Regions from separate parts of the Mus musculus genome. Here regions 2, 3, 4, 5, 6 and 7 are each linked to region 1. A link is a loop called in an ENCODE intact Hi-C map of the cell type or tissue named here. Cell type or tissue: left cerebral cortex. All regions are shown on one strand.

What was found. Hi-C counts contacts between places; a loop is a spot of excess contacts. Peaks named below come from ENCODE experiments on the same cell type or tissue, not always from the same donor. Only the 100,000 strongest peaks of a DNase experiment are listed, where the experiment ranks them.
Region 2: it touches region 1 in a loop (8-fold over the local background); 3 of 42 quality-filtered maps call a loop at or near these places.
Region 3: it touches region 1 in a loop (3.0-fold over the local background); 3 of 42 quality-filtered maps call a loop at or near these places.
Region 4: it touches region 1 in a loop (7-fold over the local background); 4 of 42 quality-filtered maps call a loop at or near these places.
Region 5: a loop joins it to region 1, with 7 times the contacts of the local background. A loop is called at or near these places in 5 of 42 quality-filtered maps.
Region 6: a loop joins it to region 1, with 2.0 times the contacts of the local background. A loop is called at or near these places in 2 of 42 quality-filtered maps.
Region 7: it touches region 1 in a loop (3-fold over the local background); 2 of 42 quality-filtered maps call a loop at or near these places.

Annotation. Positions count from the first base shown.
Region 1 is chr15:68,808,569-68,812,568 of GRCm38, forward strand. No RefSeq gene overlaps it. Among named protein-coding and RNA genes, the nearest start is that of Gm49415, 55 kb to the left of the region's middle. In left cerebral cortex, no CTCF peak of the experiment used is centred here; DNase peaks (open chromatin) are centred at 1,570, 2,176 and 2,650; H3K4me3 peaks cover 228 bases; H3K27ac peaks cover 3,397 bases.
Region 2 is chr15:68,752,367-68,756,366 of GRCm38, forward strand. It overlaps Gm49415 (a long non-coding RNA gene), which reads left to right and starts at 2,920. Exons shown (of 3, transcript XR_003951645.1): 1 at 2,920-3,553. In left cerebral cortex, no CTCF peak of the experiment used is centred here; DNase peaks (open chromatin) are centred at 2,261 and 2,665; H3K27ac peaks cover 3,449 bases.
Region 3 is chr15:68,572,362-68,576,361 of GRCm38, forward strand. No RefSeq gene overlaps it. Among named protein-coding and RNA genes, the nearest start is that of Gm25987, 97 kb to the right of the region's middle. In left cerebral cortex, a CTCF peak has its summit at 2,409; no DNase peak of the experiment used is centred here.
Region 4 is chr15:68,432,640-68,436,639 of GRCm38, forward strand. No RefSeq gene overlaps it. Among named protein-coding and RNA genes, the nearest start is that of Mir30d, 93 kb to the left of the region's middle. In left cerebral cortex, no CTCF peak of the experiment used is centred here; DNase peaks (open chromatin) are centred at 2,428 and 3,543; H3K27ac peaks cover 1,586 bases.
Region 5 is chr15:68,926,177-68,930,176 of GRCm38, forward strand. It overlaps Khdrbs3 (KH domain containing, RNA binding, signal transduction associated 3), which reads left to right and starts at 2,244. Exons shown (of 9, transcript NM_010158.2): 1 at 2,244-2,657. The coding sequence starts at 2,570. In left cerebral cortex, a CTCF peak has its summit at 2,095; DNase peaks (open chromatin) are centred at 29, 381, 529, 903 and 5 more places; H3K4me3 peaks cover 2,481 bases; H3K27ac peaks cover 3,619 bases.
Region 6 is chr15:68,902,871-68,906,870 of GRCm38, forward strand. No RefSeq gene overlaps it. Among named protein-coding and RNA genes, the nearest start is that of Khdrbs3, 24 kb to the right of the region's middle. In left cerebral cortex, no CTCF peak of the experiment used is centred here; no DNase peak of the experiment used is centred here.
Region 7 is chr15:68,533,617-68,537,616 of GRCm38, forward strand. No RefSeq gene overlaps it. Among named protein-coding and RNA genes, the nearest start is that of Gm25987, 140 kb to the right of the region's middle. In left cerebral cortex, no CTCF peak of the experiment used is centred here; DNase peaks (open chromatin) are centred at 1,883 and 2,140; H3K27ac peaks cover 1,561 bases.

The DNA of each region.
Region 1 (4,000 bases):
GATGTGGATCCTACGAGAAAACACAATCTCTATGTCCACTTCAGAGATAAAGGAATTGGCATAGACAGTCACATGACCTATCTATGGTGTCACTGTGGGCTCAATCCCAGTACAATCAAACATTGAGATTCATACCTCCAACCTCTCTCTTCAACTGCATTAAAAAAAAAAACCCTTTTATCATTTTATAGAGGTAAGGAAACTATATTCTCACCACCACATCAACTTTCATCAGATTTCAACAGACATGGTAAGAATGCCATCATCAGAGATAAAAGTCAGGGGAGAATTCCCCCCTGTTGTGAAGGCTGTGACTGAACACAAGTCAGTATACAGTCAGAAGAATTCGAACAAAACCTCCACAGAGCTCAATTTATTGATGTGCAGCAAGTGGCTCCAGGAAAATAATTATACTGGGCCATGGAGAGGCATGTGCAAGGTCGTTTCCTAAAAACATTATTTGTAGGGGTGAAAATTAATGATTTAAACAACCCAAAATATCCACCCTCAGGAGGACTGGTTAATGCATTAGAGTAAATCTAGCCAGTGTGCTACACTGTGCTATTTATAACAGTACCACAGATCTGTGTGAATTAGCTAAGGAATCTGTTAGTGGACAATGGCGAGTTACAGAAGAGTATACATAGTAGCATCCATTCCTCTAAAAAAAAAAAAAGGCAAGGCAGAGAAAGGGGAGGAAGAAGCTATGGAGGGAAGGAAAAGCTAAGAGGGTGCAGCAATCAGATCTTAGCTTCTGCTTGTGATCTTAGTGGTCAATTTGTGATCTTGTTGCTAGACCTGTGATCTTAGTGGTCAACTTGTCGTGAGAAGGGGACACTGAACCCAGGGAAACAGATGTCTCTCTTAGCTCTGTCATCTTGGACATATTTTGGAGTCATTTCAACTCCAATTTTCAGGGTTTTTTTCCCTTTTTCCATTTTTTTTATGTGTGGTTGGCATGTATGCCTTGTATGGGATATGTGTTCATGTGTGAGTATGCATGATCAGGCCCAAGGTTCATGTCTGTATCTGCACTGCTCTACCCCTTTGGTTCATTGAGGCTGAGTGTCTCTGTCAACCCCAGAGTTCCCTGATATGGAGAGTCTCAATAGCTTGCTAGCTGTATTACCATCCAAGGCTGGGATCAAAAGTAAGCCACCATTACCAACCTGGCATTCATGGGGGCTCTAGGGATTTGAACTGTGATCCTCATGTTTTGGTGTCCAGGGCTTTAACTAATAAACCATCACCCTAGGTGTCAACTTCACTTTTCTCATCTGGTGTGGTCTGGGCTGCTTCCCCATGTAGTCTCAGTCTAGAGTGGGGTACATGATGGGCAGATGAAAATGGGTTCTACTTTGATATTTGTGGGAATATTGCCATCATTTATGCTAGTATAAGTGATTTCCCTAAGTTTAGTGGCTTCAAGAAACAACCGTTTATTACAACTCGTGAATTCAATGGATTGCAAATGTGAGCGGGATGTGGTTGATTCTCTGTTCTCTGAGGCATCTCCTGGAGTCTTTTGGGGAACTTGTTCCTGAAGCATCCAGAATGCTTTGCTCACATCTCCAGCATGGTGGCTGTAGGACTAACGGCAGCCTATACTCTGGGTTAGAGTTTGTAGTCTTCCCAGGGTAGGGAGTGGGAGGAAGGCTCAAAGCCACTAGCCTTTCTGTGTAAGGACTGGTTTTCCATGGAGTGAATATCTCAAGAAGAACCAGAGGAAGATGTCTGGTGTTTAATGAATCCACATAAGCCACGTAACATCACATGGACCGCGTACTTGGATGAGGTAATCATGAATGTTTCCAGACTCTATGAGCAAGGACGAGAGCATCAAGGTCTCCCTATAGGCAAGCAAGGAGAAATAAAATATCACTGTGGCCACCTTTAAAAATTATGATCTGCCACAGATCCTACATCCATCCATTTTACTATTTTACCGTTATGTTTGTATCTATCCCGGTATGTGTCTCCATAGACAGGGACCCAGCCACTTTTTATATAACTGAATACATAAGCACACAGAGAGCCCGAGACATGTACAAAAATACACATACATTATGTGACTGAATCACTGCTGCTGAGGAGGCAGACCTTCTTCATGTGAAGTCTGAAGTGTTTGTGCAAAAAAGGGCTGGAAAGAGGACGGAGACGCTCGCTGCTGTATATATAGAGTAGGTTTTGCCCTTTACAATAAGATGATGCATTTCATTTTGCTTCCCCTGTTGCCATGGTATCTGTCACTTTATTTATAACTGTGTCTGTTCAGTCGTATCCATGTACTTGAGAGGCTCTTCTGTTCTAAGAAATAACATGCGAGTATGGGGGTGGGGTGTGCAGCAGGCAGAGATCCTGGATGTTACCTCTTTCACTGCCCTTCCTGAGCCACCTCTCCAGCACTTCAATGCCCTGCCAACAAAGGAGACTTTCTTGCATGCTGTCCCCTTCATCTGGCCAGGCATGTCAGAATTAAGGTCTGCCTTGAGCTCCCCGTGACCTCGAGAATTGTGTGGCCCTGGGCAAGCTTCTCAGACTGTTTGAGATCACTTTCCCTCCCTCTTACCTGTATAAAGCAAGAAGGCTAAAGAGGAACTTACTAGTGTCCATTTCCAACCTACTGTGCTCTGCGGTGCTTTCCATACCATCTCATGCCAGCTTCCACTGCTAGTCACTCCTTCTCTTAAATGTCACCTCCTCTGCGGAGGCTTTGTTTATTCATGCACCTCTAGTAGATCCTCTTGGTGCTGTGGTTATAGCTCACAGCCTTAGATCTAATCCCTTTGTCATCTTTCACATGCTGGCTCTCTATGTGAAACCTTACTCTTGATACCACCCCCCACCCCCTGCCACCTCAAACCTCCTGGATACTACTTACTGCTTCTGCTGATGAAATGCCTTTAGAGAGAACCCCAAATATTGAAGATCAGCCTTTGCCAGGTATAACCCTTAATCAAAGGATGAGTACTGGGAGCAAGTGAATTGTGTTTGTCTGTGATATGCAAAGTTCTGGCACTTCCCTGTGGACTGGGCAGCAGCCTTTGGATTTGTCTTGAAGCTGCTTGTTAAGTGTTTTGGGGGCTTTTTTGTTTTTTTATCTTGTCTCTGTCCCTTTGTTGTACTTCCCTATTCATGATGTTTCTCTCAAGAAACCTCCTAAGACATCACTCTACTCTTGCCCCTATCCAGGTCTGGTCCTAGGAAAGCCACCCTGAATCACCTTCTGAATGAGGTGATCCAATGAGTCATTGCCCCAGCCTACAACTCTCACTTCCTCAACTGGACACACACTTGCTGTTCTTACCTGACAGACGGGAGGACTAAACGAGGCTTTACATGCCTAGTCTGTTGAGTGTCACCTTTTGCTCTGACCACCACCTACATTGGAGAAGGATCTTCTCCCAGTTAATGCTCCTTAGTGATGCCCTCTGAGACCATCCCTGAGGCACGCTTCTTAGTTGATTTCAGATTCCTTCAAATTGGCAATCTAGATTATTCATAAAGTGTCACCAGCAGGACCACGCAAACACGAGCTGGACAAGGCTGACAATAATGAGCATACCAAAACTGGATGGAGATAAACTCATAAGGCCTCCCAAAGAACTGCGGGCAACTGAGGAAAACTGGGAGTCAGACAAGTGGTCCTTCCCAGGGAAGAGCACACTGGTTGTCTAGTGCCCAACACCTTGTCCTAAAAACATACATACAAACAACATTATATGGACTCAACAGGTTACTTTTTTGAATATATATATATATATATATACACATATATGTATATGTATATTATATACATGCAATAACAATTCATGAAAAACAAAGCCGTGAATTTGAAGGAAAAGTGGAAAGAGGTATACGGGAGGGTTTGGAGGGAAGGGGAGATGCTGTGATTAATTTATAATCTCAAAAATGAACACATAAAGGAAAATTGCCCCTCACACTGATATTGACGAAACAAAGCCTAAAAACAAATGCAAGGCAATTATTGTGCCACATC
Region 2 (4,000 bases), 56 kb before region 1:
TTCGGCATCCTCTTTAAGGGCTCAGATCATGACTAACCCAGAAAGCCCTTAGAGCTATAAAACCCCTCTGAGATACTATGTCACCCAAACCCAGTTCCAGTCATGAGGCTGTCAACACAGCATTTCTTGAAATATGTTTTATAAAAAGCAGTTTTACCACGTGGTGCTCTTTGCAGAGTGATAGTGATATTTTACTGGTGAGATGTGTTGGGTTCTGTGGTCAAGTATGTTTGAAAACAATGTGTATGATACATCTTTTCCCTGAGTTAGTAAATATCAGCACATTAAACTCAATGACTGGTCCTGATGATGATCTCTGACCCACTTCCTCCTAAAAACTGAGGAGATGTGAATACAGGAATACATCTTCTAGATAGTTCCTTTGCTATGGAGTGCAGTACCCTCTGAGGCATTCCTCTCTGTTTTCCATATAGCTGTTATTAACAGAGTAAATTTCTATATGAGAAGGAACTCTTTCATATCCTTTGTATGGCTAATGATTATGGGTCATAAGGATGAAATACCAACACCTTAGCCCAGTCAAGTTCTATTAAAGTAACAACAGACCCAAGATCACTGTGATTTCCAATAAGAAACATTTTGTTGTTGTTGTTGCTTATTTATGTCTGCTCCTGATGACCTGAGCCTCTGCTTTTGCTCTTCGGTGGGAGGTCCATGGTGATACAAATGCTTTACTTTGGTCTAGTGGAGTAAGTGGGAGGGAGGAACCATAAGGTGATCAGGATAAGAAGCTTCCAAGGACAGGGAAGCCAATATGTGAGAATTATAGTATCATCAACTACATTGTCAACTCTGTCTGAACTACTTGGATATGCCAAGTAAGTGCTCTGTTGCATTGCTTTTCCCAGCTTCTTTTTTATTATTCTGTAGACTTATTTTCGGTTTCTTGGAATCTTCCATTTTGTATGGAATTCCAGACGAGGGTGATGAGGGTAATGATGATGGTCATACTGGTGATAATGATGACAGTAATGATGATTGTGAAGATGGTAATAATGAACTGAATGGTGATATTAGTGCTGATTGTTTTGATGTTATTGGGTATGACAATGATGATGATAGTGATGATAGCAATGAGAGTAATGATAATAAACACAGCTGAAGATAAGAAGCCTGTGGCTTTACTCTGTCCTTTACCTGAACCATCTCTTAGAATCCTCACAACCGGCCTGGCATTGGGCATTCATTGTGTTCCTTGTACAAATTGGGAAACCGAGGCTCAGTAAGCTTATTTAACTTAGCCAGATTCATATAACTTAGACAAAGCAGAGGTGATCTTACCATAAAATTCGCTCCTTCACCTCTGATGCATACTGCCTTCCTAAGCAGCAATGACCCTGGACATGCCAGAGAAGCTGAAGATGAGCTGACACAGTTGTCCTCTTAAGAACATATGCTGTGGGATATTAATGTCCAAAACAGAGATCGATATTCTGTGATTGCAATGTGTGAATCAGAATATGTTGGCACATCTTTCACAAGTGCTTGTCCTCTAAGCACCTAGAGGGCCATTTGTACATTTAATGTACATTAAAACCATCTGCACGCTCCTGATGTACTAATCAACAGAATAATTTATGAACATGATGTGGCTCACAGATGGAGAAGTGCTTGACTTTATATCTCCTCCGACTTTTCGTGATCACCTGAAGCACCGTGTCAAGAAGACTCCTGAAATGTCTTCAAGGAGAAGTATAGTCAAAGAAATGCCGGGTGAAAGGAAGGAAGGAGGAAGGTGTGGATATGTGTACCAAGCATTTGCTATCTCTGTTTAAGGAGAGTTAGTCATATGCTCCTAGGAGAAGATCATCTTTACATTAGTATTTAATATTATTAAAGGTGGAAGGAGAAATGAACCCAAATCTAGCATCTTCCTGTGACACAGAGCTTCACCTCTCACAGCACAGTACAGACGAGAAGGAGTGCTCTTTCCCTATCATTTGCATGGCTGTGACTGCAGGACCTGACAGAGATAGTGTAAGGGAGGGGTGGTTTGCTTGTGCTGTGGTTTCAAAGGGCTTCATTCATTATGGTGGTGGGGAAGGCATGGTGGAGCAGGTGAGCTCAGTGCAGTGGAAATCTGTGTCAAGACTTGCTCACATAGCTCCAGACCAGGAAGCAGAGAGTGCAGCAGAAGTTGGGGGCCAAGGAAATCTTCGAAGGCTCTCTCTCAATGACCTGCTTCCACAAGCTGCTACATGGTTCCTAAAACTTTCACAATCTCCCCAAATAGCACCACTGGCTGGGAAGAAACCTTAAAAACATGAGCCTGGAAGTGTGTTTCATATTCAAATTTAAGCAACAGACAAGAAGCTCATAGTTGTCAACTAACTTTCCAAGACCCATACTAGCAAGGGTTAGACATGGCATGTAGCTTTTTTTTTTTTTTAAATTATTTTTTACTAAATGACAGCACACCACTTCCTAAAATCCTCAGACTTCAACAAAATGTCTACTGGAATGTGTGATGATTCCAGGATTCCCAACACTTTTCTCATCTTTCCTCCTTGCTGGCTGAAAACGCACCCCTTTCAGAACACAAGTGACTCTGAGGAAACACACTCTGTTAGACCAGATCGTGCCTCCCAAAGGTGGCAGGTTTGCATCACGACTTTACATAAATGCTCTTGGCACTGGCAGTGGGCGTCAGGCAGGAGGATGGCTCTGCCACAAGACAAATATAGAGCTGCCATCCTTAAAACTCTAGCAAGAGACTAACCCTCAAGGGAGATGCCATGCAATAAATAATTTTTTGCCACAACACATTGCTTCCCTTTGCATAAATTTAACACCCCATTCTCTGTACAATATGTGATCTTCCTGCTAACTCTCCACAGACATAAATAGCTTTGGCAAGATGTGATAAAGGAGAAGTGGCAGAATGGAAGGGAGACAGGACACACTGAAGACCTTGACCTTGATGCTGGCTTTTCCTCAGAGAATATTATTTCCTGAATATTAAGACTATTCAGAAAGTGATGACAATGCAGCAAATACCAGTCTGATGGAATCCCCAGAGCATGATGTAATTTCTAATTTTAGACTCTAGAATGTCAGTTCCCTATTTGCTCTACAAGGTGCTGCCTGGCTGCATGCTTGCTCCCTCCTTTCCATTGCAGTAGCTAACATATTCCTCACCTTAGGTATGAAGCCTCGGCACCAGAATCAAAAGCCAATCTTGCCTCCAAGGAAAGGACTCTGAGAAGGCTTAACAAGACTAAGACCTGTCAACTATTTATTTTTCCTCAAGTCTATATACCACTTCAGGTTGTTCTGGAATTTTTGATGCACATATGTAAAATTAATAGATGTATTTCTGGAGTATAGACTGTTAGATATTTCAAATCTACTTAAGTCATTTTTCCTGTAGTTTTTGTTTCAAACATGTGTCTCAAACATGGCCTTTGGGCAATAGAGAATCTTTAATTTAAAATAGTATGGCATGTGCCCGTTGCTCTACATAGCTTATGTAACTTTGGCATTCAGTCTGAAGAGAATGCCTCTCTCCTGTGGATAGAAGACACCTGGTTAGGTAAGTTCATCTTCTTAGTGCTTCAACATTGCCATAATTCAGTACCACAATCTGCTTGTGTTGTCTTCTTCTGATCCTTGTCATTCTGAGAGTGCCATTTACTGTAACCCATCTTCCTGTATCTACAGATTTCAGTGTGACCACACAATCTGTAGATTCCATTCCTGGAAATTGGGCATCAGAAGGAATTCCAAGGGGCAGGGAAATGTCAATTCTATGCATGTAGTTTGATCACTAAGGTGCAAGAAAAATGAAATTTCACACGCATAAAATTTGGCCATGTCAGGGCAGGGGGAGGGTATAGGGGACTCTTGGAATAGCATTTGAAATGTAAATGAAGAAAATATCTAATAAAAAAAAGTTGGCCATGGATTTTCAAATTTCAGGTGACAAAGTCACTACTTTGAATAGAAACTAAAAAACTACAGGCCCAGATAAAAACCAAGA
Region 3 (4,000 bases), 240 kb before region 1:
TCTTTAAAAAACAAAAAAAAAAACCAAAAAACAGTACTCCTGGAGCTCGTGTCTCTAGCTGCATATGTAGCAGAAGATGGCCTAGTTGGCCATCATTGGGAAGAGAGGGCCCTTGGTCTTGCAAACTTTATATGCCTCAGTACAGGGGAATGCCAGGGCCAAGAAGTGGGAGTGGGTGGGTAGGGGAGTGTGGGTAGGGAAGGGTATGGGGGACTTTTGGGGTAGCATTTGAAATGCAAATGAAGAAAATACCTAATAAAAAGAAAAAAAGAAAAATAAGTGAAGTAAAGTTTCCCTCCTTGGACATAGCAAGTGCAGAGAGAAAAGTCTTAAAGAGAGAATTACTATAGGCAGGACAAATGACTCCTGTCACATCAAACTTACTTCCTCTCACTTCCTTACTTCCTTACAGGGAACCTTAAAAGAGTTGGCTCTGCTCTCCTGAGGTAGGAAGAAACCTTTTTATCTTAGATCCTGCTCCCCTCTCCAGATCTCCAATAAACCCTTTGCCTGAAGAATGAAATAATTCCACGTCTCATTCTTTCTTGAACACAGTTTCTCCATTAAATCCATCAGTAAAGCGTCTCATGCAGAGATATGAAATAACAGGCATTGGCCACAGTTCTTGAGGCCAAACATCTACACTCAAGTTACAAGCAACCATGGTCCCTCCAAAGGTTTTCTTACACAGTTCTTTATTTTTTCTGTCAGTTCCAGGTGGCTCTGATGTTCTGTGTTTTGTGGCAACATGTCTCTCATCTCTACTTCATGTACTTGGGTCTCATTATGGCTTTTCTATGTCTATATGTCATAATCATATTTAGCTCCTGTTTCTTTTAGTTGAAACCAATCAATGAATTTAGAGTCATCCTATATCCTGTAGGGTTTTCCTCAAGATCATTAACTAATTACAATCTATAAATATGTTCTTTAAATTATATATATATAATGTATATATTACATATATACATTATATATATATTACATCTCCCAGTGTCAGTTGGCCGTGAGTAATATGTACGCGCGCGCGCACACACACACACACACACACACACACACACACACACACACACACCTTTCTCTGGTTCTACTTTAGGAGAACCTGCCCTGTAACATTTAAGCTGAGATAACCAGCTGTTCTCAAATAAAATATGGCTCACAGGTGATCTTTATTTAGATATTGTTTCAAGGACAAATGAATGGAAATTATAGAAATGCGTTTTCTCATGTAGAATAAATGGTTTGGGCAATTGCAGTGTAACACTTGGCATTCTAAATTCTGGAAATATAATGGTGACTGTGAAAAGACCTCCCTATCAGAGAGCTTATAGCATAGTATTTTAAAGGATTCTTTCTCAGACACATAGGGTGCCCAAAAGTTATACAGCTTCCTCAAGTGTCCTGTAGGACTCTCCGTGAATCTCCTCAGATGATTGAGAACAAGCATGTCTTTGTTTTAAGTTCATTTCTCAAATGTTTGTTTCTACTTCTTTGTTTTTAACTCTTCCAGGAAGTGGGTGAGCAAGCAGGTGTCTAAAACAGGAATCCCTAACAAGAGTTCTACATTTTTTGTTTTTGTTTTTGCTTTAATTTATTCAAAATTATTCTTCCCCTCCCTCCTTTTCTCCCTCTCCCTTGCCCCTCCCTTCCTGCTTCCCTCCCCTTATGACCTTCTGCCTTTTGTTTCAGAGAAGGTGAGATCTCCCATGGATATCAACATGCCTTGGCATATCAAGTTGTACATTTAAGAGCATTTTACATTGTTTTCTTCCACATTTCCATGTACATGAGCCTCATCTTAGTCTCTGATGTCTTAATCTTTTACAATGGATGGCACTCTCAAAATTATTCACAATTATTGGGGTGACAACATCTTAATACCCGTATCATATCTACCACCTGCACTTCAGGTAGTATGATTTAGGGAGCATCGGTGATGGAGTCTGTCTTTGGGGTAAGTTTCAATCATACAAGCAGTTGGTACCCTTCACATCCTCCCTTTCATGGCAGATCCAAGACCAATATGGGTATCAGCTCTCTGCTCCTGCCTTTTGGTTCCTTTTTTTTTCCTTAAGATTTATTTATTTATTTATATTAGGTATTTTCTTCATTTACATTTCCAGTGCTATCCCAAAAGTCCCCCATAGCCTCCCCCACCCCACTCTCCTACCCACCCACTCCCACTTCTTGGCCCTGGAGTTCCCCTGTACTGAGGCATATAAAGTTTGCAAGACCAATGGGCCTCTCTTTCCAATGATGGCCGACTAGGCTATCTTCTGATACATATGCTGCTAGAGACATGAGCTCGGGGGCAGGGGAGTGTGTACTGGTTAGTTCATATTGTTGTTCCACCTATAGGGTTGCAAACCCCTTTAGCTCCTAGGGTACTTTCTCTAGCTCCTCCACTGGGGGCACTGTGATCCATCCAATTGCTGACTGTGAGCATCCACTTCTGTGTTTGCTAGACCCCAGCATAGTCTCACAAGAGACAGCTATATCTGGGCCCTTTCAGCAAAATCTTGCTAGTGTATGCAATGGTGTCAGTCAGAATGGATAAGATAAAAAACTTAGGTGACAGCAGATGCTGGCAAGGATGTGGAGAAAGAGGCACACTCCTCCATTGCTGGTGGGATTGCAAGCTTGTACAACCACTCTGGAAATCAGTCTGGTGGTTCCTCAGAAAATTGAACATAGTACTACTGGAGGATCCAGCAATACCTCTCCTGAGCATATATCCAGAAGATGTTCCAACCGGTAAGAAGGACACATGCTCCACTATGTTCATAGCAGGCTTATTTATAACAGCCAGAAGCTGGAAAGAACCCAGATGTCCCTCAACAGAGGAATGGATACAGAAAATGTGATACATTTACATAATGGAGTGCTACTCAGCTATTAAAAAGAATGAATTTATGAAATTCCTAGGCAAATGGTTGGACCTGGAGGGCATCATCCTAAGTGAGGTAACCCAATCACAAAAGAACTCACACAATACGTACTCATTGATAAGTGGATATTAGCCCAGAAACTTAGAATACCCAAGATACAAGATACAATCTGCAAAACACATGAAACTCAAGAAGAACGAAGACCAAAGTGTGGACACTTTGCCCCTTCTTAGAATTGGGAATAAAAAACCCATGGAAGGAGCTACAGAGACAAAGTTTGGAGCTGAGACAAAAGGATGGACCATCTAGAGACTGCCGTACCCGGGGATCCATCCCATAATCAACTTCCAAACACTGACACCATTGGTTCCATTTTGAACTAGGAATACTATTGTTTATGTCCTGAAGCCTCCCTTTTACATTCCCAACTTAGACAGTCTGACTTAGAGTCCCTCACAGTGGCAACATTTATTGCAAGACAGACATCTCCCACCATGTACATTGTCATGATGCCAGAGCATACCCACCAGTGTCTCCCTAAGCTAGGAGCCAGACCCACAATCCTGGTTACTGTGTGCCTAATGTAAATGTTATGCTTTTGAAACCAGCTTTCTTCAGACTTTGCATTTCAGTAGAGCATTGTTCTTCTCTTCTTTCTTCCCCTGCCAGCTTTATTATCCTGCATCCCCCAATGATTGATTTCATTCTCAGTCCATGTATTAAGAATGAATTTTTCATATATAGCCTAACTTTTTCCAGTCCTATGCTGCAAACCAGGAAAGGTCAAAGTTTATCAAGATAATGGACTTTTCACACTAGCAATCCTCTCTTGCCAATGACCTTCTCTTTCAGGCTAATTGCCTTTCGTCTCTAGCTACATGTACTCTAGACTTTGATAGGAATATTTTGGATCCATGAGTCTGCAGTGAGGACACTACCTGTTCCTAACATTCATCTTTCAGTGCTGCATGCCCAAGCGGGGATGGGAACTTTGTCAACTGTATGCACCTTCCTTTCCATTCATTCAGATATCAGTGTTCTCGTCATGTTTTACTACACAAGTGATTGTAGGTTTGCCTCCTGTAAACTGCATAATATAGACAGGACATAAA
Region 4 (4,000 bases), 380 kb before region 1:
AATATGTGGTTCTGCAAAACCCAGCCTTCTAATGGACTTCATAGTATTATACAGGGAGGATGTTTAGCTGCCATCATGGTAATTAGAAAACAGATCATGCCCCATGTTTCATATCACGCACACTCTAGTGTCTCAGTAGCATGACCTTAGGGGTTCAGTAAGAGTCAAAATCTTTCCCCACCACGTTCTTGACCTTAGAAAATTAGTTTCTTCACAATCACATGTAGATGCTAACATTCTTACCCAAAATGTTGTGAAGATTAAATGAGTTAAAGTTGGGGACCACATCTGACCTTAAGTGCTCAACAGACACTGAGTGTTTGTATCACAAGAGAGTCGCCTCCGTTCTTCATCTCAGAATAGGCTCAGCACCTCTCTTGGCTGATGAGGTGAGATGGACCCAATTTGATTTTAAAATAGCAGCATGACTGGCTGTCTTAGCCATTGTTCTGTTGCTGAGAAGAGGTTATACCATCACCAAAGTCACACTTATAACATAAAACAATTAATTGAGGGCTTGCTTACAGATTCAGAGTACATTTTAATCATGGTGGGGAGTATGGCATTGGATTCAAGTGCAGAAAAAAGATAAAGACAGAAAAACAGAGACAGAGAGAAAGACAGACAGACACGCACACTAACACACATCAACACACACACACATACACACACACACACACACACACACACACACACACAGGCAAGATATGGGGCTTGACATACATGGACTTTTGAAACCTTAAAGCCCACCCCCAGTGGCTTCAACAAGGTCATCCCTACTCCAACAAGGTCACATCTTCTAATCCTTGTAATCCTTTCGAACAGGTCCACTCCCTGGTGACTAGGCATTCAACTATATGAACCTGTGGGGGCCATTCTTATTCAAACCATCACAATGGCATTTCTTGAATTGCAGTGATAGTGAGCAGCCCAGTTCTTCTGGCTGTACAGTTCTTCTCATTATTGTGGGTGTGCACTGCATATCGACAGGCTCAGGGTTTCAGTCTTTGCCCTGATTATGATACTGCCACGGAGTACTTAATACTCAGACTTCTCCCTTACTCTGCTCTGTCAACGGTTGATTAAGATGGAATCCCTTCAGCATCCATCTCTGTATTTCCTGCTACCTTGGAATGCGGTTCTCTAGAGTATTTCCATGTTACAGGTATTCTGGCTAATCATCATGGGAACGAGGGAGAAGTGAAAGCATAGCAGAGGGCAAATTAACTCTGTAAAGTGATGTCAGCCGTGTTCTTAGCTTGCGATTCTTGCTTCTGTTTCTGGGAGGTTCAGAGATCCTGTTTCTTTTCTGCTTCTTTTCTGTCCTCTTTCCTTAACTGCCCTGCCTTGTGTAGACACGAAAAAGCACTGACAAGCTAGCTTAGGCCTTTGTTGTGTGGGTCACCCTGGGGCAGTGGGGATGTCAGTGTGAGAGACAAAGGAAAAAGGCGGAGAATGAGAAGCAGTAGGTGCATCCTTGAGTGACTGCTGCATTACAAGGGGACACACCTGATCACCTATAGCATCGTCTTACTGCACTACCATGTAACCATTTCATGGGTAACAAGGGGCAGAATACTCCTGGGGAGTTCTTGTTTCCTGCCACACTGTCCATTTGTTCCTGGAAAATCGACTCTTCTGTGCATTTAGCTGATGTAGGGGCAGAGGGAGGAGCAAGAGCTTACACCATACAGCACAGTTCCACTTAAGTCTAGGAGCGCCATGGAGCCAGATTCTCAGCTGCTCAGGTTAGGTTTCAGCAGTAGAGTGGCTTGATCTTTGTTTGACCAGGGTGTAGAGAAGCCCGTTGAAGGCAGCTGGTAGAATGGAGGAGGTGGTTAGTGTTCTGGTTTGAGGCCTAACTGGGTCCTGAGGGGAAGTGTGTGGATCTGGGAGGAGAACTTCCTTCTCACTAGTAACAACAGGCTGAGCTAGTTCCATGTTATGCTGCCTCCCTAACAACCCACTTTTTAAAACTTGCTGAGCAGGGAAGCAGAGTGATGGGGGAAACACTTGCTTTCTTATCTCTTGCCCTAGAATTAGACATGCATCTCTGCTCCCATCATCCTCTGCTAGTCGGTAGCCTTAACCCAACTTCCAGAGATAAATGCAGAGAACACCGGGAGTTTTCTTTGTGTTTTATCTGCACAGCATCCTTCCTCCCCATTCCCTTCTCCTGATTCTTCAGGGTTGGCTAAAATGTACATGGTGGCTTCCCTTAACTCACAGGTCCAGATCTTATACGGCTGAGCTTTATGAAACAACCTTGCATCAGCCTTCCTTTATTTGTCTCTAGATCATGAGGACATCAATTGATCCTTGCCCCTTCCTACTATATGCTGCCAGGAATGTGACCCATTTAGTCAGAGGCTTTGTTGGAGTATCCCTACTGCCTTGACCAAAAGGACACTAAGTTTGCAAACTGAGTTTCAATGTCACAGTTACATAGTATCTTTGAGCCGCACCTGCTTTGACTTTCATGGGATGTTATAGCACCTGCTCCGCAGAGGTGCCAGGCTAACACCTACACCATGATGATATGTAGACACTTTATCTGCACAGCATCCTGCTACATTTGCCTCTCAGTAAAATTTATTCTGTGTGTTTCATTTAGCTTCCAGGAATCTTTCGTTTAGTTTTCTCTAATGCCACAGATGCCATTAATCCATGTTATTATCCTGAAGACCTATCTTTGGAGGGCTCAGATTCCTCCCCAATGTGGAGTGGGATCATTTGAGATCACAATATACCCGTTAGAGCTTTCTCTGGCTTTATAGTCTCTTCCTCTTGTCTGGCTTTTCAGGTCACTACCACCCCAGCTGTGGGAGCTGCCCAAGCATGGTGCCAGGAAGGCAACTCTGATTTTAACCTTTCAGCCGTGAGTACTGAGAGTTGGAAAGACATGGTGGCTTAGTTTAGAGCTCATCCCCTACACCAGCACGGATGGCCCCTTTGTATCTTAAGATTCAAAGATGATGAAGAGATGATTGACAGAAAGTCTCCTTCCTCATTGGGTCTGCCAGCCTCATGCTTTGTCTTCCTTTCATTCACGTGGCCTCTGAAGGGTGACCATTATTTTCAGGTGCTCGCATACCTTCACATCACAGTCAGCAATCTTTAACAATTCCCCAGGCTGTTAAAAGTCCCGGCAAACATCCTTTTCATACCACAGTCATGTTCTAGTATCCAGATTCACCAGTGAGTCGATTGACTCCTCTCCCTCTTATGTGTCAGGCTGTGCTTCTTCTACACTGTGAGCAGAGATAGGAAATTGTGCCTCTAAACCTCTATGTATATCTTGGACTTTTACCGTATGGTATTTTCCATAGTGAGATCACACATAAGGCCTTAATGTAGGATTGTGGTGGACATGGCCTCCTGTGGCTTCCTGTCCTTTCTCCCATGGACAGTTGAGGGATGGAGCCTCATTTTGCAGGTGGATGATCAAGTGCAGAGCGTTTAATCACCCCTTGTTCACACACAGATGACAGATATTTCCTTCCTGCAAATCCCTTCCTGCTGAAGGGAGGTTTTCTCACTCATGCCAGATGACGTCATCTGTAGGCCCAGCTGTCCACAGAAACTCAAAGCTGTGAGTGTTGGAAGTCACGATTTCCTAGTCCTTCTTTGAGCTTCTAAAGCAACAACAAAAAATTACATACCTTGTTCTTCCTGTCCACAGTTCTAAAGGCTTAGAGAGTTCAGATGGCTTTAGAATTCTGCTCTGACTGAGGTTTGATGCACACAGGATAAGCACCGAATCATATTGGTTGGATGGTTTCTTTCTTTAAAGCATTTTTATATCTGAAAACATATCTGATCTCAGCTGCACCCCTGTTGAGGTCTCAGAGTCAGGCTTGATGCTCCTGGGGATAATTAAATGGTTTCAGAGAAAGTCAAGGTCACAGAGGGATTTCAAGATAGATCTAGATCTTGACCCCTGGCTTTCCAAGCAAAGGTCTGGCTGATTCCATCAGGCAGCATCTCACTTTAGAAAACA
Region 5 (4,000 bases), 120 kb after region 1:
GCTGGGCACCTGCCCACTTGGAGAGTTCTGTGAGGAGGAGGGTCCAGAGCAGGCGCGTTAGCATCTCTGTTGTAGGCCTCATGGTACACAGTCCTCCTCCCCAGCTGCTGGCGGGACATCTCTGCCAAAAGCACCACTGGAGGAGGGACAGAGATCTAATCAGGCTCAGATCACTACCCGGGAAAGGGTTAGGTGTGGGAAGGGTTCAGACTAGGAGGGCCTGGAATCTCAGCTTGCCAGTGGTGGCACAGTTGGCAAAGTATAAAATTCCTCAGCCTTGGAGATTTCTTGATGAGTAAATGGTGATAAACTGAATCTTTCCTGCAGGTATCAAGAGGACGATGTATAAAGCTGCCAGAGCAGCTTGGCACTTAGTAAATGCTCATAATAAAGATAATTAGTAAATGCTTAATAAAGATAATTAGTAACTGCTTAATAAAGATACTCATCAGTGAAAGTTTAGACTACTACCGAGGCAGAAAATGGAAGACACGGGGCAGGGAGCGCTGTTTCACCAGGCACTCTGCCTGCCTCTTCTCCTCAGTAGTGTTTGTCAGAGGATCCCTGGAATTCAAGTCTAGGGAGACTAGAGCAAGAGGCATGTGCTTCTATTTAGATGTAAAGGGAGAAAAACCTTCCCTTAAGAACTCCCCAACTGCCTCACATCTGGCCCCCCAAGAACTATGTTATGTCAGGGACTGCTGACATAACATAGTTCTTGGGGGGCCAGATGTGAGGCTCAGACTTGGGCCACACTGCATGGCCAGACCGGCATGGGGCTCAGGGTCAGAAGCAGGATCTACCCTTATGAGCTTGCTCTGCTGGGGTTGTGCTCTGTCTTCAGCATCAAGGAGCACACAGATGGTGTTGCCTGCTGCCTTTCGAAGCTTCTGCCTCAGAAAGCAGCCATGCGAGGGAGACTGCCACAGAACAGTCTGGCTTTCATTTTGTGCCTGGTGATTGTGAAATAGTACATCCTTATGAGGTTCCTAAGAAATAATCTTTTCTCATCTCCATAGGATAGATGAAGAGACTGAGGCACAAATGACCTAAGTTTGCTAAAAGGTCAGAACTAGTTAACCACTGTATTTTACTGCCACTTGCCAGTTCTGACTAAAGAGAGACAAGGGGGAGGTTGTTGTCGGGGACGCTACAGTAGTACCTAACCTGCAACCAAGTCCACACAAGGCTGGAAAAGGGATCAGGTGCTTGGGGGATTCCTTCAGCACACTGTTCTGGCGCTCTCTCCACATCCGTCCCTGACAACAGGTGTTAGAGACCTCTCCCTCAGACAAAATTTGCTGTTCCCCAAGATAGCCCTAGGCTAGTGAAAGCGGAGTTGTAGTTCTGTGAAGGGCTTTAGAGTACAGGGAGAGGAAAAAAACGAAGCAATTAAGGTTTTTCTAGGGAAGTCTTGAGCACTGTCAAGGGACTCTGGTTATCGAGGTTGGGGTTATGATATCCTCTGAACAGGGACTCAGGAGTCCTTGGTCTAGTGTGAGACATTTATTCCACACACCTCAGAGGATCTAAAAGGAGCCTAGGAGAGCATTTGCTGGGGTCTGGTTGCCTGTCGGAGGGCGACAGAAGACATCACCACCATGCGTGGTGTGGTAGGTTCCCTACTGGAGACAGTTTAGAGAGACTCATTCATCCACGTCCAGACACCACCATATAAGGAGAAGGGCAACACGGAGCAAGTCTCGGAAGACAAAGACAGTCTGAAGGGCAGGCGCTTTTATGTAACCGACTTCTGCGCCAAGGGTCTCAGGAGGCTGGCGTTTTAAGTCCTGCCCGGCGGTATTTTCGTACAAATAGCAGCGGACAGCAAAGCGACCTAAGTTGGGCAAGTTCGTGGTGCTTTGGCAAACCAGGAGTCTGGTCGCACTGCCTGTTCCCAGAGCCTGGCAGTATGAACCTGGGCTCCAAAGGCTCTGCCCTTGTCCCTTCTGGCTAGGACGGGTGACCTTGGACGCGCCACTTGACCCATGAGCCTCAGTTTCCCAGACTGCACATACAAGGCAATGCTGGACAGCTTACAGACGCTCATCGGGGAGCCCTGGATGGAGACCCCTGATCTAGGGACCGGAAGCGCCCCTACAATGTCCCCGCTGCGGGCCCGCGCAGTCCCAGTGCCCCCACGAGGCGGCGCGCGCCGGGCGGTCAGCATAGCGCGCAGGCGCGGCGGGCGGGGCGGGGAGGGCGCGGGGCACTGCGCGGCGGCTCAGAGCGCGCGGGGTGGCGCGCGGGGCGGGTCGTGGCAGAGCAAGGCATCGTCGCAGCCGGCGAGCAAGACTGGCCAGCGCTCCTCGGCTTTCCAGCCCGCTCTCTTCGCTCATCCCGCCGCCTTGCAGCCCGCGGCCCGCAGCGCGGTGATCTGGGGCTCCACGGGGCCGGGCTGAGCGGCCGCCGCCCGCCCCGAGCCGCCGCCGCCGCCCGGCCGCCCGCCCGGCTTAGCCGCCGAGGCGCCTGGCGGGGTCCGCGCCGCCGGGGGCGGGCGGCTCGGGCTGCGGGGCGGCTGGCGCGCGCGCGCCGCGGGGCGGAGAAGCGGGCCCGGCGGCCGGCGAGCATGGAGGAGAAGTACCTGCCGGAGCTGATGGCGGAGAAGGACTCTCTGGACCCCTCCTTCACGCACGCCCTGCGCTTGGTGAACCGAGGTGAGCTCGGCGGCCGTTAACGGCACCCGCGTAGCCGGCTCCGGAGAGGAGGGAGGAGGCCCGACATCAGCAAGGGACTGGAGTCTCTTCCTTGGGGACCCTGGTGGACCCAGGGGAAACTTCTGGGAGGAGGACAGAGAGCGTGTAGGAGCCTGTGTCTGGACTGGTCCTGGATGAGTCCACCAGAGAGAAAGAGAGTGGGACGCCCTGGGACCTGGGGTGTTTGGGGTATCTAAGGAGCTGCAAGAAAGCGCATCAGGGATAAGGATGGGCTTGGGCGAATCTGCTGCGCAGGAGGTGAAGGGAACAGGTGCTTGGTTTGTTAGTGAAGTTTGGGGACCTTGGAAGAGGTTTAGGGTCAGATCCTCCAAGCACGATAGAGGGGAGGACTCCAGCGGCCCCGAGGGAGGAGCCCAGCTTCTCTCCCACGGTTTTTCTGTGTGTGCCTAGGCGGCCGCCGGCTGGGCAGTTTGCTGTTCCTGGGGGCGGGCACTCATGCCAGCCTGGCAGGCAGGCGGCCCTTGAAGGTCTCAGTTTGGTAGAGGAGGCCCGCCAGAGAGCCAGTTCTTGCTCGCTCTTTTCTCTTCTTGAGACAAGCTGGTCGGGTGACCCTCATTGGTGTCAGGCTTAGGGTTGAACACATTGCCAAACGATCCACCCGCCTGTGCCATTTTTCACACTCCTCCAACCAGCGCGGGTGGTAAAAGGAACCGGGAAGTGCCAAGGACAGGGACACTGGGGTTTATGGAGGCACGCCTACCCAGGACAGTATTCTTCAGGTTTACTTCTCCTCTGGCTTCCTGAATCATCTGTTGGGATGGAAGGTAAATGAAGCCTGCCTTTACCGGATCTATCTGCGACACCCGGGTCCAGCATGGTTCATGTTTCAGAGGAAGATGGTCTGGGAACCTCTGGTTCTTTTTTTTTTTTTTTTTCACCCCTCTCCTTTTCCATACTTCTTTTTAAGGGATATGACAGAAACATTATCTGGTCAGATCTGTAACCATTTTTATGAATCACTTTGTCTAGTGGATCCTATTGGGGGTATGCTGTTCACAGCGCTGGTCCTGACTCTTATTGTTGGGAGAGAAAGATGAGGCAGACATATTCTATTTGTGTGTAGACACCTATGTTTTAGAACCACGACCTCTGTTACTTGCCTATTGTAGACAGTTGTCAGGATTAGGCTGTTGTCCTCCTGTGGGGGTGGTGTGGAGAGAATTACTTTCTCCAAGAAGTGAAGCTTCTTTGAACAGAAATATGCTTGCCAGCCTCTCCCGTTAATGGTTAGTGGCATGCTTATTTTGATTTCTTTAATATACCGGAGCTTGTGAAAAAAGTCA
Region 6 (4,000 bases), 94 kb after region 1:
TCCTTCCCACCCTGGACCAAGCCTCTCATCACATTTCCAAGCCAAGTCATCCATAGTTCTTTTCTGTTCTCGACCACATTGAGTATGCTCATGCAGCTCTGGGCCTCCCTTCTGTAAGCTTGTTTTCATCTTCTCTATAAGAGCCAAGACTGGTTTTGAGCATCAGTACTGACATTGTTTTTTCTTAAGTATCAGGATATCAGTCGATCCCTCTGCTTGAGAAACCTGGATACAATATTACCAAACATATCTCTCTTACTTTTTTCCCTGTTGGAAATCCAGTATCTGCCAGTTCAACTGTCCAGAGGGGCTGTGAAGTTGCCTCTCAGAGCTTCTTTATCGTCCTGAGTTTCTGTGCTCACTCTGTCTTATACCAGTGTAAAAGCAAGTTTGCTCCTATTTCTACATATAGTGCTATGGTTTAAATGTTCACTCCCAAACTCAGCAGGGAGGATTTTATTGTCTTTTTTGAACTATATTCTTTTAAAATACTTTCCTGGTATTTAGAAGGCTATGGGTTAAATGTTCAGGACAAAACCAAACAATCTTCTGGGGTCTCGTGAGAGCATCCTTCTGTGGGTATTTAACCAGTGGCCTAAAGACCCCCCACTAGGCTAGGGCTCCAAAGACTCCAAATGACATGACTCTGAATATCAAACCTCCAATTATAATGGACCTTTGGCAAGACACACTATATTCAAATCACAGCTTAAGGTTATAGATGAAGACTGCAGCATTCCACAGAGAGACAGCTTAACAGAGAAGAACTTGGACGCAGATCTATCTAATGCAGGGCTTGCACTAGATGTTGGGTGTTACTCCATCTGGGCCATAGGAAGACTTCAGAAGTTGTGAAGAGCTACCATAACAGTGTCTGCCAAAAAATGAGGGGTCAGTGTCAGCTGGCATCACCTTAAATATCTCCAGCATCATCAATACTACCCACCTACAGTTGTAAAATAAAGAGAGGTCTTTATAGGTGACTGGTCATGTAGCAATGCCCTCCTGAATGGACTGATGCTGTTCCTATAGGCACAGGTTGTTTCTCACAGAGCTGTGTCCTGCTTGGCACATGCTTGCAAGCACCCAGAAGTTCCTCATTAGATGGTGCCATGCTTTGGGAATCTCGGTCTGCAAAGCTATGCTATATAAGTTTCTATTGCTCCATTTGTGGGTATTCTGTTATAACAGAAGACAAAAGAAGGCTGTATACATTATTATATGATGGTTTCTCTTATGGTTCAACCAGACTGAGATAAGTGGTACCCGGCAGCTAATAAAGCATTTCTAGGTGTCTAAGGATTTCTGGGAGCAATAAGTATTTGAATTTTCAAGAGGCTGAGCAAAGATCTTCTCATCAACAGGAGAGAAGATTACCTAAGAGTCAGAAAGACAAGAAGGTGAAAGAATGATGACTTTTTCTAGTCTTTGATGTCGGAGCTCCTCCCTCCATCCCCAACCTCAGAGATCTTTGTCCTCAGGCCTTTGGATCCTGGTACTTAAAGCCGTGGCTACCACTTTCCCAGGCCCATGATCTCCAACCCGATTGTAACACCAAGTTTTGTGGTTCTCCAGCTTGTAGCTGGCGTGGGACTTCTTGGTTTCCGTAACAGTGTGGTCCAGTTCTGAGAATGAATCGTCCTGTCTAAACCCCAGATGCACAATTGATTTTGTCTCTCTGTAGAATCCTGACTATACCCGCTTCCCTGTAGTGTCTACATGTATGTATGTGTACATGCATGTGTGCACACACATGGAGAGAGAGAGAGAGACAGTTAGTTAATTGGTGGCTAGGGTAACAAGTGTTACTTCACACACCATGCCTGTGGCTCTCCTCTACCTTCTCCCACCCCAATTGTCTGGAAACACTTCAAATTTTCCTCATTCTGATATGCAGAACCATCCAGCTCTTTCCTCTCTATGTCCTCACAAGCCTGGGCATCCTTACAGATGTAAAACAAACAAACAAACAAAACAAACAAACAAACAAAAAAAAACAAAACCTAAAGCAAAATCCAGACGTTCCTGATGTCTTTCACTTATCACATACTGCTTTGCAATCTTACGGTGAGAACTTGTGTTTCTGCCTGCTGTCCCCATTACTTTATTCACTTGACCAACTCACTGAACACACATTCTTTCCAGCCCTGTGTGGGGCTCTTGGAACAACGAAGTAAGGGAAAGTCCTCTGTTTGAGCTTCTGCAGCTCATTATCTGTTCATTATGAAGCATGACCCCATTGACACTGCACTGCAGGAGGAGGCTTTAGGGGCCTCAGAGCAGTGTGCTGAGCAGGTGCTGCCCTCCTCTCACTGTGACTGTTCACCTAGGCTGTACCTTTTGTTCTGGGCAAAGCAGTCCTTGGAGTCTGGCTCACTTGGCAGGTGTCTGGATATCCACTAATCAGGCTGGAGGCAGCATCCATAGAAGATAACAACAGCTAAGAGTTGGTATCTGAGTGTTTTTCACAGATAATGGGACAGAGAGGAGGAGGAGGATGGGGCCATAATGTATCTTGGGTCTAGGTGCCCTAGGAATGCCAGGCTACTGGAAAATGAGTCAACCAGCCTGTGAAAATCACCCAGGATGGAGCATAGGCATTTCAAGAGGAGGAGAACAAGATGGTTTGCTGTGTGAAGGACAGCAACTGACTGCCAAATAAATCAATGCTGAAATCAGGTAGCATCACTCATAATGAGATCAGAATCTGAGTATCTTCCTAAGATGAGCTTCTGATGGGAGAATCTCTTAGTTCTTCTCAACAGACCAAACAGGTCTTTGCAAATTACGAAAGGCATGTCCATGGGAGCCCACCATTAGGTGAATTATATTGATTCCTGTAGGATGAAGTAAATTAAGCAAGTTCCCCCCAGGAAAATAAAAAGCACACATCATCCCTTGGGGATGGAGACTAATACTAGGGACTGTTACTAATGCACAGCATGGGGGCAACTCTCTGCTTCCTCTTCCTTAGTATGAGTTTCGTCATCTGGAGCCATACTCTGTGCACAGACTCTTTAGTTACAGGTTCAAGAACCTTGTCGCCACCAGCCCTCAGACCCAGTGGTCTCATGGCACTGTCTGCCTTCAGGCAAATACCCAAGAATAAACCCAAGAGGCCTTGAAAGTAGATAACTTTGGAGCTGTCTGGGCAGCAAACTCTGGAGGCTTTTAGAGATAGCCATAGTTTGGAAAGGAATGTAGAAGATCTCAGTGGCATGTGACCTCGGTCCTTGGCATATGGCATGGGAAGTACAACGTAGGGTTTTCTAGAACATGAGGTCTATACTGCCCTAGTCTAACCTTGTCTACAGTGTGTAGGTCAAGATCATTGTCTTTCAGATAAGAAAACCAAGCAAGGCCTGAAAAGGTGAAGTAAAATTTTCTAAGGTCTTAAAGCTTTAGAATTGACAGTCTGGTTCCCAAGATTCTTAACTGTTACACTATACTTGCTTCTAAAAATGGAGGCTCCTGCTTCCCAAAGCTCAAGGCCAAAATCTGTGGGAAAGTTTACTTGAGGAACTGAAATGGAGGTACAAAGATGATAATTAAACAAGTATGTAGCAAGGTCACTTCAGAGTCATCTTGACAGCAAGAGAAGTTGGTCACACCTCCACTAACAGACTTGTGTGTGTGTGTGTGTGTGGTATAGTGGGGGCTGTTTAGTCAACTAGTGCTCCAAGTTCCTTAGAGCTACATAACCAGATATAAAGAAACAGTTGCCCAGAGAACTTCTAACCTTGTTGTCCTCTGGAAGGCATGAAATCCCCAGGGGTCGTGACACAGGACTGAGCATTAAGGGAAGGTTAGAGACAGGACAGCAAAATGAGACACAAAATTACCATGTACAAAGAAGGCTGAGAGACATGAGGGCAGAGTTCTATATCCCAAAACTATAATAATAATCATTTCTATTTATCGAGCCATTTATTATTCAATCTTCAGCAATCTATGAAAATGATTCTGTTATTAGCCCTAATTTGAGGAAAGATAAAAACTG
Region 7 (4,000 bases), 270 kb before region 1:
GTACATATGTACACTTAGACTATGAAGTATCTTTCTAATGTGTGGGTTATGATGATGGGTTGATATTTGCATCAAAAGTGATTTTTCATCATGCTATGTGAAATAATTCAGATGAAGCATAAAATCTGTATGATCCTACTTGTATGAGGTACCTAGAACACTCAAATTAATATAGATAAACAGTAGAATAATAGTTACTGGATTCAGAAAAGTAGGTAATAGTGCTGATTCCACACAGAGTTTCAGTTTTGCCTTAAAATCCTGCAGTGGGGTGGTGCTGACACTTGCACACTAATATGAATATACTGCACACCATTGAAATGTACACTTAAAGAGGTTAAACTTTAAGTTACATGAACATTTCTAGAACAAAAACATCAAATTAAAAAGTGTTTTTTCTTTTACATCTAGAACTTTTTTCTTTAAAAAAAATCATTCTATGAGAAGATTCTGCAATGTATTTTGATGATATTCACCCCCCCCCTCAACTTCTAGATCCACTTCCTTCCTGACCCACCCAGTTTTGTATCCTCTTTTATTCTTTTAATTCATTAATTCAAATTTGTTTTGTCTATAATTTCTTGGATATGTAGTCTTCCATTGGGATGTAGTTGGCTTCCTAGGGGCAACACTCTTGAAGAAAACTCTCTCTCCCTCTCCTAGTGGCTAATATATATTGCCAATAACTCCTTCACTAAGGGTGGGACTTCATGCTCACCTCCCTTCTCCAAGCTGGGTTTTGGCCTGTCTTGAGTTTGCAGACCTTAACACAAAGGCTAAGTGAGGAAATGAATGTTTACAAACCAGAGGCCAAGCAGATCCTGCCTTGTGAGCATTAGTGCCCTCTCTGCACAAAGGGAAGAAAGTGTGTCTGCCTGTTCCTGTGGGTGTACCTCCACAGGTGGTATCTGGATCAGCTGAGTGGCAGCTGAGTGGTGTAATACCATCCATCAACAATGTGTCTGCTCACTGCAGTGTTGCCTTGGGCTTGGCTCAGGAATTTGTTCAGTGAATGTATAAACAAGTACGAACGTGCAATGGTGTGGAGCTAGAGCAAGGTCACATCTGGGGCTGAATCTCAGGCTTTCTGCTTGCTTCCTAGGGCCTGGGATCAAGGCACAGGTCCTTCCCATGACTCAGCTCTAGCATGGAGATAGTGTTTAGCTTACAGGGTAGTCATGAGACATAAATGCAGTATGTGAGATGCCTACAGCTCACCTACATATGAATACTAAGCAAGCACTGAGCATGTTTACCCTATTGAAGATACCTCCCTGCTAAACTTGCTGCAAGAGATCCAGGACCATTAGGCTAACCGGGGAGCTCTTCTGTCCTAGATTGTACACTTGGAGGGTGATACAAGAATGCCTGTGACTGTAGGGGCCTGAGGTGGGTCTGACAATGTGGGACTGTGCCTTGGTTCAGTCTCTTGCTTTGAGATGACAGGAAAGACTTTCCTCCTCCTGATGACCTTTAGTGACCTCAGCTGTCACAGGATCATGATGCCCTTTATCCCACCTCATGGGCCCCTCAGCGTCACTGCAGTTCCAGACAAAGCCTGAAAGAGAGACTTGTAAACTGCAAAGTACCATGGACTTTGAGTTCCTGTCTTGCCAGGAGTTTCATGAGGAAGGGCAGTTCACCACCAGTAGCTTTTGTGCCCTCATCTCCTCATATTTGTAATGGGGGATAGGGGGTCCATTCCCTGCAAGGCTGAGGAACAAGGTGAGACTCTTCTCTCTGATTGCTGCCCCCAGAATAGCTATACCTCCGAACTTCTCAGGAGAAATGCCCTGCCTGCTTGCAAGACAAGTCTATAATTATCATTTTTGATTTAGAAAATAGCGTGACTCAAGCTTGGAGTGGCGGGTAATGTGGGTTGGTACGCCTTGGTTTCCTTCCCAGAAAGTCTTCTGCTAGGTACAACACACCTTTGATGAATGTACAGTGTAGCTCTTTTCTTTACTTGATTTTGAAGACCTCATTAATGCCTTTGGAATATTAATTAAGGCTATTTTCAGCTATGAAGTATAAACCTAAAGTAGACACTTTTTTTACTTTCCTATCCCAAGGGACTTTCTTGGCCAGCAGTCCTCAGCGTGGGTCATCTCAACACAGGCAGGATGCTAACTGCAGGGAGGGAGGCCGAGGAAGGAATGAGCACCCACTGTGCAGACAGTGCTGTGCAAATGCTGCTTTTTAAAAAAATCACAGTCTCGGGAAGGTTGACACACTTATCGCTGATTCAAGTCAGGTAACCAGAACTCGAGGAAGGAAAGTAACTTGACCAAGGTTATGTAGACAGACATAGAAGCCTGAGAGCCAGGTCTGTGGGGCACAGGCTCGTGTTCTTTCCACTCTGCCAAAGACCTTTCAGGCCTCTGCAGCTGGCATGGGGGTTGGGGGTGGAGAGGAGGCAGAAGGTAGATGATCTAAATGAATGGCTGGCAACAGAGACAAAGTAGAAAAGCACCCCAGACAGTCTGGGTTCAGCTGCTTAAAATAGGTGAAGAAATTCTTTGGCTAATGCATAATCACCACGGGGATTAATACAGCTCTGCTCCTTGGGGTTAATTTATGCTCCACGAGCCCCTATTAGATAAGATTTCTAAAATGCACAATAGCACCAGGCTCGTTAGGGACCTTCATAAAAGCCATGTACAGGGAACAGAAAAGAAGCCTGGTACCATGACGCCAGCCCAGAATAACCCGGCCAAAGGGGCCTCTGGAGCAAGTGGAGATGATGCCTGGCCTCCTGGATCTCACTGCCAATGTATCTAGCAGCACCTTTGAGCTGGCTTAGCATGGAAGGGAAGTAGCATAGATCAGAAGCACAGAGAGCAGATTCACATCAAATCTCAAAGTCGTAGAGCCAGAAAGGACTTTAGAAGTCATCTTTTCTGACCCTTCCCTGCTAACTGCTGCTGGGAAAATGGAGAAACTGGGGTCTAAAAGAGAAGGTCCACTGTCTGATCCCTTTTCTTCTCCTTGCTCCTGATGCAGCCCAGTTATTTCAAGTTCCTCCCCGCTCCTCTTCTTCATTGCCTAAGTTCTGACTTCTGTGGGATGTTACTCCTCTGCTGTTCACCCATCAGCTCTATCCACCCACTGCTTTATCCAAGACCAAACACACCAACCCTTAGCAGAGACCAGCGACGCATTCACTTTGCTACATCTGCTTGACTTCGCTACAGTGGCTGTGCCATCGGACAGTGCCACCACCACAAAGTGTGTTCTATTCCCCATCAATCTTTCTTTCTCTCCCCTTCACTCTGCCCGCTCCCCACTCTTCCAACCTCTCTAGAGAATGCAGTTGAATAGCAGCTGTATCTGCCTCTCGAGAATTCTGTCTTATGTTCAAGGTAAAGTTACATGTCGTTCTTACTCTTTCTATTTTCTTTACGTCTTTCTATTCAGCGTGTCTCAGTGGAACAATTAAAGTTTCTCCCTATCTCCCCACTGGTTTGCCTTCTCAGCTCTGTCTGTTTAGGAAACATGTGCTGTCATATTAATGTTCGAGAGAGAGAGAGAGCCCTGATCACTCAGAAGGTCTCAATGAGCTCATGGCCTCTCATAAAATCCAGATTCTTTCATTTCCTTTAGCTCACATGTCCATTCAAGCCCGAGTGTTGTGTTTGTTCTCTCTCTTGTTCTCTCTCTCTCTTTCTCTCTCTCTCATTCATGAATGTGAGGGTGCATGTGAATGTGTGAGCACATTTATATATGAAGGCCAGAAGTTCATGCTGGGTGTCTTCCTTGATTATTCATTTTCTACCTTCACTGGTGGGGGCAAAGTCTTTCATTGAACCCCAAAGTCATGAATTAATTTGACTAGACTGGTTGGCCAGTGTGTTTCAGGGATATGCTTGTCTCTACTTCTCATTTCCCCAGCACTGGGGTTTTAGAGATATGTATTGTCAAGCCCCGATTACATGTGCTTGCTTGAGCTCAGGGTTCAGGTCCTTATGCCTGAATCCAGGCATTTGATGAAGTGAGGCAG